Regions from separate parts of the Homo sapiens genome. Here region 2 is linked to region 1. Evidence: read pairs that join two places in POLR2A ChIA-PET (ENCODE). Cell type or tissue: PC-9. All regions are shown on one strand.

The links. Peaks named below come from ENCODE experiments on the same cell type or tissue, not always from the same donor. Only the 100,000 strongest peaks of a DNase experiment are listed, where the experiment ranks them.
Region 2: POLR2A ChIA-PET joins it to region 1 with 12 read pairs; 4 of 35 experiments call an interaction of 5 or more read pairs at or near these places.

The regions. Positions count from the first base shown.
Region 1 is chr4:185,572,704-185,575,203 of GRCh38, forward strand. No RefSeq gene overlaps it. Among named protein-coding and RNA genes, the nearest start is that of SORBS2-AS1, 14 kb to the right of the region's middle. In PC-9, no CTCF peak of the experiment used is centred here; a DNase peak (open chromatin) is centred at 1,328; H3K4me3 peaks cover 806 bases; H3K27ac peaks cover 1,525 bases.
Region 2 is chr4:185,428,035-185,430,534 of GRCh38, forward strand. CFAP96 (cilia and flagella associated protein 96) reads left to right here. Exons shown (of 8, transcript NM_001114357.3): 2 at 1,300-1,477. The coding sequence starts at 1,378. Among named protein-coding and RNA genes, the nearest start is that of CFAP96, 3.0 kb to the left of the region's middle. In PC-9, no CTCF peak of the experiment used is centred here; no DNase peak of the experiment used is centred here.

The DNA of each region.
Region 1 (2,500 bases):
GCTGGGGTGCATCAGAACTGCTGCTCTCTGAAGCAACTTGAGTACTTAGAGAAATGTCATATATTACAAATAAAAATCAGACATTTTAATTCTTATCTCTATATTTTTTTTTCTATATTTTGCACTGGTTTCTTTTAATTCTCTTCTTTGTTTCAGCATCCTCCAAGTCTTCGTTCAAAGCCTTCTCCCTTTCCTGATGTCTCTCTGTTTTAGTTAGGTATATATTTAGGCTGCCTCTTTTTCTTAAATAATTTTATAATGAAGACAAGCTCTTAAGATAATTTTATTTTTCTTTTTCTTTCTTTTTTTTTTTTTTTTAGAGACAGTGTCTTGCTCTGTCGTTCAGGCTGGAGGACAGTGGTGCAATCATAGCTCACTGTAACCTCAACTCCTGGGCTCAAGCACCTCAGCCTCCTGTCAGCTGGGACTACAGACACGTGCCACCTGCCTAATTTTTTATTTTTATTTTTTTGTAGGAGATGGGGCCTCGACATGTTGCCCAGACTGGTCTCAAACTCCTAGGCTCAAAGGATCCTACTGCCTCTGCCTCCCAAAGACGTGGGATTACAGGCATGAGCCACCCGCCTCTTTATTTTGCTTTTATGAGTCAAAAACATTTGTCTCTTCTCCCTTAGCATTCATCTAAGTATATATTTTATAGGAGAAAGGCCAAGGGGAAGATCAGGGTGATGTTCAGTATTAATATACTGTGCTTCAGAAAAGGAATGACATAAGCTATTGTCCTGAGAAATAATCTCTAGAACCCTCTGTCAAATTAATCACTGAGCATAAGGGGCTCTATTCAGAGAGGTGTTTTTATAAAGCCAAGGAGACCCTGCATACCTGGCTGGAGAGGGAGGAAGGGATTGAGGACAGAGTGGAAGTAAGGAAAGGCCTGGCCAGCTTCTGGTCCTGGGGATGGCAGGAAGATGGAAAAGGAGAGGAAGGGCACACAGTAAGGTTCCCTTTGACTTCCTGTCTGGAGGCTGTGCTTCAAGGTGAGTTACTCCAAGAGCAGTCTGCACCTCAGGCACATCACAGCGAGCTGGGCAGCCGGGGTGGTCAGGCAGAAAGAGGGCTCTGGGGCTCAGCATTCTGGGGTGCCCTCGACCTTTACAGGATAGGGATGCAGCGTTGAGAAGCCAAGGATCCACAGCGTGCACAGAGTGGTGAGGGGAGCTGACCGCACAGCAGAGCCTGGATGCGAGGCTGGGCCAGAGGCTGGAGGAAGGGCATGGCAGATATTCCGGAGTCTGTAGCCTGCGGGAGCTGACTGGCTGAGTCAGCAGGAAGTGATAATCCTGCCCAGACCCAAAGAGATCAGATTACCAGTGACACCAGCCTCAGGTTTCAGCTTTGAAGGCCAGGAAACACCCAGGGAACAGGGACACAGCCCTGGAGACCAGAAGAGGTAGAGGACATCATGCCCAACAGCCCAGGTTTTCCCACCACCATAAGATGTTAACTGCTCCCACTCACCGGGGAACTATCCTGGGAAGGAAGCGGAGGAGGGGAGACTATTCGGAGAGACCAGGCATTTTTATCCTGATGAGTGATTTTTTCCTAATAGACTGCTGCCATCTTTGGAACGGATTACACTAAAAAGGATTAGACATTTGGTTAATTTTATCTCTCTCTATAAATTTCAGTTATATATAATATATATACACACATATGCTATATATTTATATTTATCATATATAGAAGAAATTGCATATTTTAGACTGATATGTGTGTAAATTATTTAACTTCACTACAAGATTTTTGTTATATTAAAAGAAATACATCTTAGTTGTAAAATGTTTGAAAAATAAAAGTATCCATAAATCACTGAAGATATGACCATAGTCAACATTTTTGTGAATAATTTTTACATCTTATTCCAGTGTATATGGATTTATTAAATAGAACCTTAAGAAATTTCTGAGATTGTACTGTTTCTGACTTATAAAATTAGAGATTTCATGGAGTCAACCTAATACATCTGGTCTAGGGGCACACACACATGCACACGTACACATACATGTACATCTATGTTCTAGGTGCATATGTATAGCTGTAAAAATAGATATTCTTCCCTTCAAAAATGAGATTATACTGTTTTATAACTTTTTTTAAAAATTTAGCAATGTGTTGTGAACATCTTTATACATCATTAAATATTTTTCCAGGAGGTCCTTTTTAAGTGATTACATGGTATTTCACAGCAAAAAGTGCCACAATGTGTTTATTAGATAAATATATCTAAATACCTGTTGTTAGATATTTAGATTTCTAATAATTATTTGATGTCATGAATAACATGGTAATACATAAACTTACAGCTAAATATTTGAACACATTGAGAATTTTTTTTAGAATAAATATATAGAAATGACATTGCTAGAACAATGGATACACAGTATTTTGAAGTTTTTTTTTTAACTTTTATTTTCGGTTAATGGGTACATGTTCAGGTTTGTTATATAGGTAAACTGAGTGTCTTGGGGGTTTGGTGTAC
Region 2 (2,500 bases), 140 kb before region 1:
GAGATCGCGCTATTGCACTCCATCCTGGGCTACAAGAGCGAAACTCTGTCTCAAAAAAAAAAAAAAAATGGTTCTTACTTTGGATTACAAACTGTGAGGACTAACCCAATGTTTGTTTTCTTCACTTATGTATGCCCAGTGCTTAGCTCATAATTGGTGCTTTAAAAACTTTAGAATGGGATAGAGGTAAGTATTCTTAGCTCCTTGGGCCTCTTCCTTTTTAAAAATAACATGTCTACTATTAGAAATTAATTTCTGGCCGGGCGCGGTGGCTCATGCCTGTAATCCCAGCGCTTTGGGAGGCCGAGGTGGGTGGATCACTTGAGGCCAGGAGTTCGAGACCAGCCTGGCCAACATAGTTAAACCCTGTCTCTACTAAAAATACAAAAACAGCTGGGCATGGTGGCGCGTGTCTGTAATCCAGCTACTCAGGTGGCTGAGGCAGGAGAATCGCTTGAACCTGGGAGGCGGAGGTTATAGTGAGCCAAGAACATGCCACTGCACTCCAGCCTGGGACTGTCTAAAAAAAAAAAAAACAACAACAACAACAAAAAAAAAAGAGACTCTGTCTTAAAACAATTAATTTCTAAATAAAGAGTTGCATGTTTAATATTTCACCTTTGTTTGAAGTGGTCATTTCCAAAGAAAGCTCAGAGTTGAAGTATACCTGTTAACAAATACTCAGAATTCATTGTAGAATTTTTGTTTTTGTTCTCGTTTTTATCTTGCCTAAATAATTGTTCTCTTCCCCATTCCCTTTATAATTTTGCCAGTGACACACTTATTATGTTTATTTAAACTTGAAAAAAACCTCAAGAGTTGTAGGGTAATACCTCAATGTGTTGTACATCCTGAAAAGCTGTTATATTTTCAACATAAGGGACAATGCAGGATGCTGAAATCATTGTATTTAAACTGTAAAAATGTCTGCCTTATATAATTATGATTTTAAAATCTACCCTGAACTTCTCAAAAGAAGGATTTGTTTATAATACACCGTACAGTAATAATTTTATCATTTCCAACAGATAAATGGCAGTGTAATCGATGAGATCTTGTACATTCCTTTGTAATTTGTGAGCACTTCATACGGAGAGTCAAGGGGGAGGGCTCATCTGGAGAATTTTGAATCCCAGTATTCTCCCCCACCCCGCAGAGTAGGTTCTTTCCCCATGGAGTATGAGGCTATTGTTTTGTAGTAAACCTTAAACTCTCAGACTGAAAGTAATTAGAACTGGAAATTAGTAACCACTTTTTTCTAAACTTTTCCCCTTTATTTTTATTTTCAATGTAAAGTAGGACTTTGCTATAAAACACGTGACCCTAGGGAAACTTTTGAAGTTAGCGGTATAGAGAGTACCACCACCAGACGCCACCATGCCTGCGGAAGGAGGAAAAACGGACATGGAAAGGATTGGCCTCTTTAGTGAGATGGAATATATTACTGTGGGTGATAAATATGTGTCACAATTTAATCGTAAGTATATTTGCTTTTCTCTATGGACGAATAGTGGGTATTTTCTATATAAAATTTAGAATTTAATATTTAAGTCAAATGATTTTTTAATGGTTTATATTTTAAAGCATTTAGTTCTAAAGTTTGTTAACGTGTAAAATTTCAATGAAGTTAAGCGATATCATTTATTTATTTATTTAGAAACAGGATCTTTGTTACCCAGGCTGGAGTGCCAGTGGCCTGATTATAGCTCACTGCAGTCTCAAACTCCTGGGCTCAAGGGTTCCTCCCATCTTCAGCCTCCTGAGTCTACAGGCACACACTACCATGCCCAGCTAATTTTTAAATACTTTGTGGAGTAGGGCGGGGGAGCTCTCACTATGTTGCCCAGGCTGGTCTTGAACTCTTGACCTCAAGAGACCCTCCCCACTCAGCGTGCCGTAGTGCTGGGGTTAAGAGGCATGAGCCACAGCACCCAGCAAGAAGGTGATTTTATGAGAATAGGAATCTCGTTTTATTAGGGTATTCTATCCTAATTTATTGTCCTCATAGGTAATTTGATTTCTTTTCAAAGGTGCCTGGCAGTTTTCTCCCAGAATATTTTGGTTAGATGGGACACTCCCCTATGCAAACAGCATTTACATTTGCGTCCAAGAAGGCCATCCATTGTTACCTTCCTGAGAAATGAAATGCTAAGTGAATGGCTGAGGGATTTTTACAAAAGTCATAAATAATAAAAAGAGCTAATATACATAAATATTTAAATGTCTCAGTTCAATTTTTGGATATCCAATTACTTCTACATAATAATACAAAATAAAACACTGATTTGGAGATATCTCGAAGATACATTGTTAAATAAAAAAAGCAAGGTGCAGAATAGTCTATATAGTGTGCTCAGCATGAACAATGTGATTCTTCTGAGACAGCATTTAAAAAAATGAAAAAGGATATCTATGAAAATATTCACTTGAACATACCTGAACATTCTTTGGGAAACAAAATGATTATCTCTTTGCCTGTGGAAGAAGAATTGGGTGGCCA